Linked DNA regions of Mus musculus: region 1 is linked to region 2. The links are chromatin loops, found by intact Hi-C in ENCODE. Cell type or tissue: gastrocnemius. All regions are shown on one strand. Each heading gives the region's core, and the rest is flanking DNA. Links, peaks and the distances in the headings are about the cores only. Region 1 overlaps Cfap299 (cilia and flagella associated protein 299). Region 2 has its middle 94 kb from the start of Rasgef1b.

Region 1 (7,452 bases), core at 2,337-4,836, 810 kb after region 2:
AACACAAAATGGATGTGTGACACAGACAGAATTTAAACTTTAAACATGGCCAACACATCTCAATATGAAATACTTTATATATCTTATAAAAATGGCATATAAATATAAATAAATTCTCTGTCTCTGTCCGTCTCTCTGATGTCTTGTATAAGACATACACAACCCTACATACAAAACTTGAATAGTTATGAATTATAAAACTAGAGACTTAAGTGGACAACTGTGTGTAAGTTACTGAGAGCTGCATGAATTTCCTGTAATGGGTACAAGTTTCCTTCAAGAATGATCATTCCCAGCCGGGCGTGGTGGCCCATGACTTTAATCCCAGCACTTGGGAGGCAGAGGCAGGCGGATTTCTGAGTTCCAGGATGAGCCTGGGTCATCTAGCTAGGCCTGCCTGAGATGAGCCTGGGTCATCTAGCTAGGCCCACTATCATCACAGGAGTCACTAAAGGAGAGAACTTTCCCCACCAGGTCGGAGTTAAAGGGTGAGCCACTATTGCCGGGGGAAGAAGACAACAGAAAAGGAATATGGACGACCTCTTGTGGCAAAAACCCGTTCCTGATGACAAATGACAAAGAAATAAGGACCATAATCCGAAAACAATCACAAGCTACAAGCTGACTGACTGGGCTTCAGCCTCAGACCCTGGCTCAGACAAGCATTCAGCTAAGCAATCGCAGATTCCAGTCCTGTGAAATTCTGCTGAATATCAACATATTCAAATACAGTAAGGTGGTTCGGAAACACAGTAGCCACTAGAATGGTCATCTAAGATGGCGCTCTCCCAGGGTACGTTCACTTCCTGCTCCGATCACTTAATTCTGAGCATATGGGAAATTTCTACTTATAATGAGTGTTTTTAAAAGATTGTATCTGAGAATAATTCAGTGTTTTAAGGACTCATCATCTCCAACGCTTAAAGTTTAAGGACTTTTTAAAAATTAAATAGACAGTTATTTTATCAATCCCTTTAAGCTATCTTACCAGTTTGAGGCAGTTCAGCCTAGGAGAATGTCTTCCCGTTACCTATCTTCACGTATATACATGTGTATGTATGTGTAGAAGTGTGTGCTCCTATGTGTACAGGTGCACATGCACAGGTGCATGTGGATGCCAGAGGGCAAGCTCACATGTTGTTCCTCAGTTACTTACGCCTGGCCCTGTGAGACTGGGTCTCTCGTGGGGTTAGAACTCAAAGATTAGCCGGCCATGGTGGCGCACGCCTTTAATCCCAGCACTCAGGAGGCAGAGCAGGCAGATTTCTGAGTTCAAGGCCAGCCTGGTCTACAGAGTGAGTTCCAGGACAGCCAGGGCTATACAGAGAAACCCTGTCTTGAAAAACCAAAAAAAGGAAGAGAAAGAAAGAAAGAAAGAAAGAAAGAAAGAAAGAAAGAAAGAAAGAAAGAAAGAAAGAAAGAAGGAAGGAAGGAAGGAAGGAAGGAAGGAAGGAAGGAAAGGGAAGGGAAGGAAGGAAGGAAGGAAGGGAGGGAAGGAAGGAAGGAAGGAAGGAAGAAAGGAAGGAAGGAAAAATAGAAAAAAAAAAGAAAAGAACTCAAAGATTAGGATAAGCTAACCATCCAGTGAGTCTCGGGGATGGGGTCTGTCTCCATCCGCCCAACACTAGTATTACAAGCACACAGCATGTGGCAAGTTGCTCATCTGGGGTCTGAGGCTCTAACACAAGCAAGTCTTCATGCTTTTACAGCTAGCACTGGACCAAATGAGCTATCTACCCGGTTCCTAAGGACCCATCTTAATACATTTTATATTGCCTTATGGTAGTCATAGTAACGAAAGCCAGTGACAGTTATTGTCTTTCCATAAATCAGTGTTTGTAAAGTTCAAGAACACAAGCAATGCCAAGGTTTATATGCCTTGAAAGGACAAAGACTTCTAAGGCAAATGTCACATACTTTTCGTGTGTAAATGCATAAAACTGGTACTAGTGAGTTACTTTATAACGTGCCTTATTGACATCATGACCATGTTTTGGAATTTGCATCTCTTAAATTAGTAGACCCAACTCCTCCCACACAGCACTACCGCAAGCATACCACAGTGCCTTTGCTTCTTGACCTTCAGTGCAACGTTATGGCACCTCAAGCCTTTCTGCTCCCAGCAGGACATCCAGGCTGTCATAGTCAAGGAAGGTTGGACTTTTAAAGACACCCTAGTCTGTAACATCTGGATGTGCAACACGGACACTTACTTTTTCTGCGTTCTTTCAGCCTGTCTTGCAATATTGATAGCTGCCTTTCTCGCTTCGAAATCTTCCCTTTTCACGATTTCTCCTGTCCCTCGGTAGCCTAGCTCCACCAACTGGCGAGCCAGGCTTTCATCCTGAGGGAGAAACCAGCCAGCAGATGTGTGGGTGAATTGTTTTCAATGAACATAAAAACAACTGTTTAAGCTAAGTGTCCTTTGAAAGAAGACCAGGGCTATTACACATGCAGACCTGCCTCCTGACAGTACAATTAGACACATTTGGTCCTTTTTTAACCACAGATATAAGATGAGAAGAGAAGCAACATCAACCACCAAGTTTTCTCCAAGGGATCAGAGAACAAAGATCTGTTGTTGTTTTTTAAACAATTTGTGCAAACAGCTGTAGACAATTAACAGTGTATCTTTAAAGCAAGATAATTAGAGGCACTGGTGGGCATACAAGAGAGAGGATCAACTGTACACAAAGAGAAGGGGGTGCATTCAGACAGCCCAGTGCTTCAGACAGACTTAAGTCAATTAGCTGATGACCCAGAACAGTACAACTTCAAATGCAGCTAAAGAGGAACAGGGGAATTTCCATACTTAACTGAGAAGATATACTGTTCCTGGATAATGATGGTACCAATAAAAACAGAAAAGGAGACACCCAAGATGAGAGACACAAGGTGCCTGAAGTTGACAGAAACAGATCCACCCCACCACCACCACCAGGATTTTAGTCCTGCCATATTTCAGTTATTTTAAGAATTGTATCAGAGGCTGGAGAAATGGCTCAGCAGTTAAAAGCACTGCCTGCTCTACCAGAGGTCCTGAGTTCAATTCCCAGCAACCACATGATGGCTCACGACCATCTGTAATGGGATCTGATGCCCTCTTCTGGTGTATCTGAAGACACCTATAATTGTACTCATATACATAAAATAAATAAATCTTTGAAAAATAAATAATTATATCATAAACATTGTTATCATTGTTATGTGTATGGCATACTCAAAAGCATATATATATATAATAATATATATAATAATATAATAAATAATGTTTATTTTCCCGTAGCTAAAAGAAGTATTGCTTTTATATGATGTTACTAATGTAAAACTATTAAATAAAATATTTATTTATCAACAATAATCACCTTAACGACATTTAAAATAGAATGAAAACAGCATATAATATATTTTAAACAGTAATGAATAGAGGACTAACGATTAAATAAATGCGTGAAAAATGCTAGACTACTACTCTGTTCTGGTCACCAAATAACTTTCACATTAACCCTGCCAAACCCCACAGGACAATGTGCGCACGCTCACCAGGCCATGGCCATGCTCGGGACACAGGAGCATTAAGGCTTGCTTCGGATGCTCTACTTTTTTTTTTGTTTTTTTTACCTAGTGAAATGATTGAATTTATTTATCTTTGAGATCAATTTGATAAATATGTAAATTACATTTAAGATGAAAAGTGATACATCAGTAGTAACTAATTTAAAATACTTTTCAAATATCAGACTTCACTGTTGCTGTGTTTAGTTAACGGGGACCACAAAACTGAGCAAATGCCTCCACCTAGTGGAATTCATCTTTAATAGAAAGAGCGATGCAGATTTAGGTTTGCTTTCAAAACTGATTTGAGTATAAATCACCTTAAATATTCTTCTAAAATGAGTTTGTAGATAGGAATCTATTTATCAAGACAGCAAGACTCCTCCAAGACATTATAAATTTCTTGTGATCAATTACATGCTAAGGATCTCTGATCTTTTTTTTTTGTACTTACTTTTCTCTCTAAATTTTGCATGTCTGTGTGTCTTAACCTGGTTACACAAACCCATTTGCATAGCTCTGAAACTGGCAATGCTGATTATATATATATATTACAACACATCGTAAATGCTCTGGGAATCAAACAAAAGCTCACCATGGATGTCTCATGTAGCAGGATTCTAGCGTCTCTGAACATGCCCCTAAAGAGCAGATCTATTCAACCAAATGAAGCCCAGGTCTAAGATATCCTAAGGATCCTAAAATTGTGGCATGGCGTTTCTCTACCCTCCAGTCTCATTCATGAATAAGGTTGCAGCTTAACAGTTTTCCTGTCACCACTATCTAAAGGAATATCATCCAAATATAAAATGGATATATATTTAAAAACAAAAACAAAAAATATCAAAAAATCAGAATGACAATTCAAAGGTAATTTTATTTTTTTAATTTATTTTTTATTAGATATTTTCTTTATGCCGCATCCACCCTGACCAGCAGGAAAGACGCAACACCACGTAGTCCTTCTTCAAGCAGGTTTATTCAGGAACACTTCGCATTGCAAAGCAGGAATGGGAATCACCCCCCCTCCCCCGCCCCTTACTGACTCCTCCCAATCACCCCAGTCACGTAATGGCAGTCCATTGGTTCACAGCAAGTCACGACACCTCTGGCGAGCTGACGGACGAGGCATGGCGTCTGCGCAGTGCAGGTGGCTGGGATGTGGCTAAGTCTGAGGTAATGAGGAAGTCAGGCACAGGTCATAAGACCTGGCAGCCGTCCCGGGCACCATCTTGGGGTGGCGGCCACATCGCTCCTTACATCTTTATATACATTTCAGATGCTATCCCAAAAGTTCCCTATACCCTCCCTCCACCCTGCTCCCCTACCCACCCACTCCTGCTTCTTGGACCTGGCATTCCCCTGTACTGGGGCATATAAAGTTTGCAAGACCAAGGGGCCTCTCTTTCCAGTGATGGCCAACTAGGCCATCTTCTGCTACATATGCAGCTAGAGACACGAGCTCTGGGGGTACTGATTAGTTTATATTGTTGTTCTACCTATAGGGTTGCAGACCCCTTCACCTCCTTGGGTGCTTTCTCTAGCTTCTCCATTGGGGGCCCTGTGTTCCATCTTATAGATGACTGTGAGCATCCACTTCTGTATTTGCCAGGCACTGGCATAGCCTCATACGAGACAGCTATAACAGGGTGCCTTCAGCAAAATCTTTCTGGCATTGTACAATAGTGTCTGGTGGCTGATTATGGGATGGATCCCCGGGTGGGGTAGTCTCTGGATAGTCCATCCTTTCGTCTTAGCTCCAAACTCAAAAGTAATTTTAAATTATACATAATTTCTCTCTTCTCTGTCTCAGGATTCAGAAATGTGCTATCTAGATCATGAGATAAGTGATGTAGCCACAAACTTCACAATGTAACAGCTACTCCTGGATTCTTTATAGCTTTCATCCTTACAAACGTAAAATGATTACTGAAGAAAACTTCGAGACATTATTGGACTAACACATTGCCCAAATATGTAAATCCCAGATGATCTTGACACTCCAAGACAATCACTGACACTCAGGAACAACAATCGTTGTTCTCGGTTTCCATGTCTATGGCCATCCTAGGTTTCCATGAACAGAATTAGAATCGTGTGGAGCTAAGCTTCTCGTGCCCAGTTCTTTAAAGTTAATACCGTATTTTGGGTTCTTTTCCATGAGATGTACAATACAATACAAGTTAGCAATCGTGTGCATTGCATGACTCTGAGTGCAGGGACTAGACACAGCTCACTGTCCTCAGTTTGCTGCTATCCATGAAGGGCGCCAATGACTACAGTGTGGGTCCCCTTTGCTTCTTTGCCCTTCAGCACTTTGAAAACACTTGGTAGTGCGCTCTGGTCTGAAGTGGTTCCGGCCAGTCATTATTGTCTTTGATTGACTCTGTGCTCTATTGTGTCGTCTTGGCTGCACTTGAGACTTGTCTTCATTACTTGCTAGTGACTTCACGAAGCTATTCCTTGCTGTGGGTTTCTTTTGTGTTTATTAAGCTTGGAGTTTGTTGAAGTTCTTGATGTTTTACATTAATAATCTTCATTAAATGATCATCTTGGGCTAGAGCAATGGTTTCGCAGTTAAGAGCCCAGGACCTCTTTCTGAGGTCCTGAGTTCAATTCCTAGCAACCACATGGTGACTCATAACCACCTACAATGGGATCTGATGGCCTCTTCTGACATGCAGGTGTACATACAGATAGACTACTCATATACAAAAATAAATGATTTTTAAAAAAATCTATTATCTTTTCAAATATTTCCCCTTCAGCACTTGTAATTCTGCTGTCACACACACAAGGGTGTTTGATGATGCTTACTTCACAAGTTCTGGACTCCACTCATTTCTGTTTACTTAGTGTCTTCCGTAGAGATCACACTGCTTATATTGCGAGTGAATAAATTGTTTTTAGCTTCACACTCATTAAGCTAAAAGTTAAGGTTTTTTTTTAAGATTTATTTATTATATAAGTAAGTACACTGTAGCTGTCTTCAGACACTCCAGAAGAGGGAGTCAGATCTCATTGCGGATGGTTGTGAGCCACCATGTGGTTCCTGGGAATTGAACTCAGGACCTTCAGAAGAGCAGTCAGTGCTCTTAACTGCTGAGCCATCTCTCCACCCCCCTAAAAGTTAAGTTAAATTGTGTTTTGTTCTAATAAAATGTCAGTCAATTTTAATGCATTTTAACCACAATCCTATTCTTGCTCCTTCTAAATATGTAGGGCATTTTCTTTACATTACAGCGTTGCATTGTTTTGGCTTAGATGCCCCATAGCAGCTACAGTCATTGGGTGTTGAACTTGAATATTAATTAAACTTTGAGAATTAAATATTCTATAAGTGTTTAAAAATAGTCTATCAAGTTATCAAGGTATGTTTTGAATTTCTTCAATGCTTTTTCTGTATCTAAAGGAATCATAATCTAGCGGGGTTGTTGTTGTTGTTGTTGTTTTTACTTTTGGCATGTTAATGCTTTGATTTGGTTAATTTGTTATTTAATTCTTTACACACATATGTTGACCACAAAGATTTTTCACTAGCCCTCTCACTTCTTCTGGACACCCCACAATATGTCCCCCTTCTACCTACATACCCTCTCCTTTAATCTTTCCATAACCCCCAAATCCCTCTAGAATACTGACCACTCTTGTTGGTTTGATATTGTGCAAGTAGCCATAACTGTAGTGAGTTTATGAGTATAGCAGCCATGTCACATCCAGAGGCAGCAATTCCCCACATCTTGTCAAACTCTTGCCCCACATTTCTTTGGCTCTCCATCCCACTATTTCCTGAGTCTTAGGAGTGTTCACAAGATCCCCCTCTTAGGACTGAACACTCAACAGTTATGAGTCCATATTAACAGTTTCCACTGAAGAAGGAACTTTTCTGGCCAAAGT
Region 2 (7,452 bases), core at 3,057-5,556:
AGCTCTAACAATTACTTAAACATACATCTCTAATGCCAATATGGCAACCCCTGTCTTGCCTGCAGAGCGACAGGTGTTACAGTCATATTCAGGCACAAATATGATGTCTATGTAGGGGTAAAGAGGAAACAGGGCACAGGGACGATGTCTGGGGACAAGTTGGGGACCCACAGATATAGTCCACAGATAGATTACTTCATGTGAAATGTCAGTGGGACACCTTATAATACGTCTGGTCTTACATGTGGGTAAGAGTTACTTCAGTTACTGTGATTCCATCTCATGATTACGTGCCACAAATTAGGGCTCCTCCTCCCTCCCCCACGTCCCTGCCTGTGCTGAAATCCCAGAAGGAACCCTGGATGAAGCCGGGTGGTGGGGGTGGGGGGCTGTGGTGTTTTCCATCTCACAGGTGGTATCTGTTATAGGAATGCATTATAGATTTATTTCTCTAGAGTGTTTAGTACAATGTGGTTCACAGGCATGGAATAAAAAACATAAGCCCCGCACCTCCCCAGTGTGGTCATCTTTGTGCAGGTGAAGAAAACACATGGAAACTGTACACCCAGAGTGTGCGAACCCCAGTGAGTTTGATTTAATTGGAAAAGATTTGGATGGACAAGGATGATATTTTTAACAGAAATGAATTTCTCAAATGCCTACAGCTTTGACTTCATGTACTTCTCTTGTTTTATTTTTATTAAAATAAACATACATACAGAAAAATGTACTTCAAAAGTCTGTTATTATTTTTAGTTGTGAATCTGAAATTCCTTTGAAACAGGATAAATGTGCTGAAGTATATTGTTTATTTGTAGCAAAGCTTCATTTATGACCATGGAATAAAAAGGTGTGGGGTATTTGAATAGTGATTCAGCCTCATTTCTGATGCTTCAAAGAGGGGGCGCGGAGAGGTGAATTGGAGGATGTGACCACTGATCTCTGTAAGCCCCAAGGCATAAGGTTGTTAGTAGTGTATTTACCAAGCATAGAGTACTAAGGGACACAGCCATTCAGCATACCTGTGTCACATATTTTAACTTAATCACTTCTCAAATACAGTATGATAAATGTTTTCACGTGGCACAAGCCTTTGGTCTCAGCACTCGGGAGACGGAGGCAGGTAAATGTACTTGAGTTTGAGGCTAGCCTGGTCTACAGAGCAAGTTCCAGGACAGACAGGGGTACACAGAGAAACCCTGTCTAAACAAACAAACAAACAGACAGACAACAAACAAACAAAAAAAGAAGGAAGGAGGGAAAGAAGGAAGGAAGAAAGGAAGGAAGGAAGGAAGAAAGGAGGGAAGGAAAGAGGGAGGGAGAGAGGGAGGGAGGGAAGGAGGGAAGGAAGGAAGGAAGGAAGGAAGGAAGGAAGGAAGGAAGGAAGGAAGGAAGGAAGGAAGGGAAGGAAGGAAGGGAAGGAGAAAAGGAGGGAAGGAGGGAAGGAAGGAGGGAAGGAGGGAAAGAGAGAAAGAAAGAAATACTTTCACAACAAGATGTCTAAGTTTCAGTCTTAAGCAATCTCTCCCTTGTCTTGAATGCAGTTTCTGATGCTAACACTTCATATCTTCCAAAATAACTAAGCAATCTTTACCCTGGATTCGACCTCCATCAGTGTCTCAGCTGGAAGGGCAGGGAGGTGTTAGCTTACAGGCTAAGGAAGGGACCAACCTCCCATGGAACATAAAATCTTTAGTTACAAGCCTGTGAGTGCCTATATAATGCTTTGTAATTTTGTGGATCTGCTGGGGGAACTATATAGTGCTTTTTATAACTGTTATGAATAAAAGAATTGCAGAAGTCCATTGAAATCTTTTAAAATGTTCCTACAGATCTTTTTTTGTTTTACTTATGCAACAGAAAAATAAGAACATCTAGTGATATATGTTCTTATATAGAGAACATATATGTAAGAAGACATAGTATGGCCTGTAATTGCAATCATGAATCTTGCATAAAGTTATGTATCTCTTATGATGGGAGCAGTTCACTTTCAAAAACACCCAGATCCTTTCCTGCTGAATTAACACAAAGTCATCTTGTATCCTACTGTGGCATGGCTCTTTCAAGAGCTTGTCTCGAATCCACCTCTTTCTCAGCTTATGTTCAAACTTGATTTCAGGTGCTGTTGGTAGCAGATAATCTGATGGTTCCACAGTGGCCTCTTTATCACTCCTCAGATGATGCTGTGAGAACAGTGTCATCAGAAGGAGTCTGAGTGGTAGAAAGAAGTTAGTGTATTTACACTGTCTGCAGATATATAAAGTATATAGGTGCATTTTTTTTTAAAAACAAAAAGTGAGACACATCTCTACTGATAGCCACATAGAAATGAGCTTTTGATTGTTTATATCCTGAACTCAGCAAAGAGTTGAAGTTATTATGACTCAAATAATTAAATGAGTCCTTTAAAATATCAAACTATTTTTCTAGTTTCTTAGGCTAGTACAATAAATCTTGACAAAATTTCAACCATCTCAAATGCTCACCTTTGATTCTTGACAAGGATAACCTTCCTGAAACACCTTATGGGGCAGCTCTAAGCACAGCATATGCATACACAGTGTGGCTAAAGAAAACAAGAAGAATTCTTCTACAAAAATTATTTTTATGTGCATGTTTTACCTGCATATGTATGTGCACCAGGTAGGTGCCCTCAGAGGTCAGAAGTGGATTCCCTGGGGCAGGAGCTACAGACAGTAGTGAGCCACCATGGAGGTGGTGAACCCAGGTTCTCTGTAAAAAAAACAAGTGCTCTTAACTGCCGAACTCAGACATACTGATTTTTGGCTCTACATGTATTATGCTTGTGCATATCCATCTGTTCCTCAAAGCCCTGGCTGCAGTGTGATGTAATTAAACAGTGTAGAAGGCCATGAGGATATGTCTGCATAACTGGATCAGTGCATTTGTTGACAAAGAGACATCTTTAACAGGTGCATTCATTCAGGAAGGCCACCCACTTACTTTGAGGAGACAGCTGTCTTCAGGTCAAGAAGGGAGGCCTCACCAGGAACAGAGCCTACCGGCTCCTATCTTAGCCATCTAGCCTTTACAGAGAGAAATGAAATTCTGTTGTTTATACCACTCGATCTGTAGTCGTTTGTTATTGAAGCTCAAGCTGAGACAACCTGTACAAGAACGGTTTAAACATTAGGGCACGTCTCACAAAAGTTGCAGGGATGGGCAGCCAGCAATGCACTGTGACCCCCGCCCCCACCACCTTTAACATTTAAGCCTTCACTTCTATGCCTGTTGTCTATAGTTACAAAGTGGATGTAGCACCTGCAGGTTTCCAGTCTGTTTTCCAGCTATTGAAAAAACAAAAGGAAACAATGTAAGAAAGATGAAGACCGTCCCATCTTCCCAAGGATACACTATCTTTTCAGATTCGAAGACTCACTAGGCATTTTACTTTTCTTTGACTGTAACTATGCACATGACCATCTTGAGCCTCTAAGGAAGTACATCCACCTATAGATTCAGGGATCTTTTAGATTAGAAAGTAGCTCTTGTTCCCCTGGGACCATTCCATATCCATTCACTGCCTCTTGTACTTAAAGCCCCATTCAGCTGAAGGGCATTCCAGTCTCTCTGTGAGAAGCAGCTTCAGAGTGGTCCACAGAGTGCCTTGTCATCTCCGAGTCTGGCTCCCTCTTCATGAGTGGTAGTACAGCACCCAAGTGAGCTAACTAGCTGCCGAGTTTAGATGCACTCTGGGGATGGGCATGGGACGCTTCAGCAGCCAGCCTCTACCTTTGCAACCCTTGCCTTGTCTATAACCTTTGAACTGTTTCTGGCTTTGCATGCACATCAAAGTGAAAGTCACCCTTGAGAGCTCTTCTTCAAACTCTGTGGTCTGAACCAATGTCATCTCTGAGTTTCTAGAACAACTGCTGATTCATAGAAGGAAAGCAGAAGGACAGGTTGATTTAGGCAGCATGGCCCACTCCACAACCTCACACTGATTTGACTCCTGAGTTCCGACTTTCTCACAAGCCAGTTCCAAAATGAGTTACAATAAACAAGTGTCTCTTAATGATTGTGACCAAGACATCCTCTGGAGTCTCATTGCTGCCTTCTCCTTTTTCGTATATGTATATGTATGTGTATATGTATATGTATATGATGTATATGTATATGTATATGATGTATATGTATATGTATATGTATATGTATATGTATATGTATATGTATATGTATATGTATATGTATATGTATATGTATATGTATATGTATATGTATATGTATATGTATATGTATATGTATATGTATATGTATATGTAGAGAGAGAGAGAGAGAGAGAGAGAGAGAGAGAGAGAGAGGAATTAGAGAAACAGAGAAACAGAAGCACAGAGAAGCTAAGTTTACTTTCACCACTAGGGGTCAGCAGGGCACAGAAAGTGTAGACCGGCCAGGAGCCACTTGCTTTGCAGAACCTACTAAAATGGCTTTGGTCTGGTTGGGGGTTGCAGGTGGAGCCTCCTGAAGTAGGCAAGGAGAGAGTCTTAGGAAGTAGACAGGCAAAAATGCATTTACTCAATTCCCTTCATAAAACATGCACAGAAATCACCTCATTTTCTTAGATTTCATGGTGGCCATCTAGAGAAAATTAGATTAATATACTCAGATATTTATCGTCCATACAATAATGAAAGAGAACAGGAACCAGTTACTCAGTTAAAGTGAGAACAGCATGCCAAAGACCAAAATGAAATTAGGTATGTAGGTCTACTCACTGGGGTGATGTTTGGTATAGGTCTACTCATTTGGGCTGATGATGCCTGCAAGTCCTTTGAGCCAGACTGATCTCAACTTCAGTATCACTTCTGGTTTACCCTGCATTTTGACAGTGTTGGGAGGGCGAAGTCTCTGAGCTGTGGTTTGCTCACCTGAGATGGGTGGACAGTGCTCACTGTCATTGGAGAAGGTGTGAAGTTTCAACGAAATGAGTCGTCTGAGGAGCTTGCTTGCCTGCCTCAGCTGCTCAGCCCCTCAGTAAATGTGAGTGTGTCCCTATAGCTCACAGCTGGGGATAAACCTTGCCTTTCAAGCCTTTTAATTCTAGAGTCAGTCTCCCAAGGGAGAGAAAGGGACTAGGAGTAATCGGGCCCAGCTGGAGAAGGTGGAGAAAATGGGAAATGATGATGTACTTTGGTTAACATGTTGCCCACCACCTACTTGGGCTGGAGTTAACTGAGCCCTGCAGGCCAGAGAAGGTCTGTTTCAGCTGGTGGGCTGTGTCTTCCAAGCTCCTCACACACAAAAGACAGGAGGTAAGCATATTGGAGGGATAGAAAGCAAGGCTCAGGAGAGCCATGGCAGCTGGTTCCTACTTCTCTTCTTCCCTCCAAAGTGCTCTGCTGAGATAGAAGCCGTATCCAAGTGAAAGGTAGCCTAGGAGGACTGCCTCTTGATTTGTCAAACCCTGCTTCTAAACACATAAGCCCATAAGCATCTCTTGTATTTATTCCTCCATCCAATAATTTGCTACTGAAGACTTACCCGGTGTCATTTGTTGGGAACATGATGATGCATAGATGTCTGGAACTGGCTCTAATAAAGCACGTTATCAAGTAGAGAAAGTGGACAGTGCATGAGAGAGTAATCTAGATAACTTCTGATAATGTTCAACTGAAGTAGAGATGGAAGTTGGGGTACTTTAAGATGGGGTGGTCAAGGAAGTCATCTCTGAGGAGGTTATTAAAGCTGAGATAGCAGGATGACTGCGAACCATCTGTGTGCAGACACAGCATTCCAGGCTAGCACAAAAGGCCTTGAGTGTGTCTATAGGGCTTGCATGGCAGAGCCAAAGCCTGAAGGACGAACCTCCTCAGCTCATCAAGTCGGGCTGTGTAGGCTGAAGTGAAGAGCGAATCTGCTGCTAAAGAAACAGAAGAAAAAACAAAGCCTTCATTCTATGAGTTGGTTTTTTTTTTTCCCTCAACATCATGGATGGTCTTTTGAGTGCGTTCTTTTTGGCTCACAATGCAGGTTTCTGCTCCGAAGGCTTTATGAATTATTCTCCCACTTGGCATGATTGACTCTGGAGGGAGACAGGAATCTAGTTTGGATTTTGTCTCTGTCCCTCACTGACCACTGAGCAGGAGCACTGTAATCTTGACTGGGTCAGGTGGTAGCCCTGATCAATGGATTTCTGATCAATGGATTGACTGGGTCAGGTGGTAGCCCTGATCAATGGATTTCTCTGGTTCTCTTGTAATTTCTTCTGCTTCTCTTCTAAGCACAAGAAAGTATTATAAAGCAGGGGCCTTCTGGAAAAATTGTGTTATTTTACATATCAGTGGTATTTATTCCTACAAAGCTAAATCGAATCAACCAGACATTATTTCTTGAAGAGTACTGATAGCAAAAGGTCACATGGAGAACACAGGGAGGAATTCCGGTTTCCTGACATGTGGGCATCCAATCATACACTGAGATCGCAGAGGGCTACCATTTGAAAAACCACATTCAATAAGTCCCTTATTCTTTATTATAAATATTTTGTGACCTGGAAAGGGAAGGTCCCCAGAGTCTCTGTCAATGAACTCAGCCTTTTGTCCTTTTGATCAGTTCCAACTCTGCACTCTCCCTCCTGGTGCTACTGACTGTGGTCCAAGTCACCTGCCAGTAAAGGTTAGGAAAAGGGTCTGCAGCCAACATCCCATTGTTCCTACAAGCAAGTGTCTTTCATCGCTAAAGGATAAGATAGGAGCAAGCTTTCCTCTACCTGTTAGCCCATGCTTATTCATGAACATGGTAAGTACTAGGTCAGCAATGATAAACAAATAACTCTCCATTTCTCTTGAACTTCAGCCTCAAATTCCACATAAATGCTTAGGGCAGCATGTGTTCACAGAAACATTGGTAACTGACATTGGATCCCCATAGAAAACAGCCAAAAGCTAATGGTAAGGTCTGTGGCAAACTGGACAGGCTTTCTTACTACTGCAGGAGGACTGCTTTCTTGATTAGCACATGGACAGTGGGCATAACAGAGGCTCAGGAATGCAGAATCTTCACTTTTTTGAAAAATGTAGGGGAAAAAAACGTTATTGGCAAATAAGATACAACATTTTAAAAAGATAATAAAACAGATATCCCATGGGCTCTGGCTCTCTCTCTCTCTCTCTCTCTCTCTCTCTCTCTTAGATATTTTCCTTATTTACATTTCAAATGTTATCCCCTTTCCTCATTTCCCCTCCCCAAATCCCCTATCTCCTCCCCCTTCCCCCTGCTCCCCAACCTACCCACTCCCATTCCCAGTCCTGACATTCCCCTATACTGGTGTATAGAACCTTCCCAGGACTTAGGACCTCTCCTCCCATTGATGACTGACTAGGCCATCCTCTACTACATATATGGCTAGAACCACAAGCTCCATCATGTGTTTTCTTTGATTGGTGGTTTAGTTCCAAGGAGCTCTGTGGGTACTGGTTAGTTCATATT

What was found. Peaks named below come from ENCODE experiments on the same cell type or tissue, not always from the same donor. Only the 100,000 strongest peaks of a DNase experiment are listed, where the experiment ranks them.
Region 1: a loop joins it to region 2, with 4 times the contacts of the local background. A loop is called at or near these places in 14 of 42 quality-filtered maps.

Annotation. Positions count from the first base shown.
Region 1 is chr5:98,341,124-98,348,575 of GRCm38, reverse strand. It overlaps Cfap299 (cilia and flagella associated protein 299), which reads right to left. Exons shown (of 6, transcript NM_001024614.1): 2 at 2,214-2,344. Among named protein-coding and RNA genes, the nearest start is that of Cfap299, 16 kb to the right of the region's middle. In gastrocnemius, for the core only: a CTCF peak has its summit at 3,805 (motif pointing left); DNase peaks (open chromatin) are centred at 3,564 and 3,770.
Region 2 is chr5:99,155,137-99,162,588 of GRCm38, reverse strand. No RefSeq gene overlaps it. Among named protein-coding and RNA genes, the nearest start is that of Rasgef1b, 94 kb to the left of the region's middle. In gastrocnemius, for the core only: a CTCF peak has its summit at 4,399 (motif pointing right); a DNase peak (open chromatin) is centred at 4,393.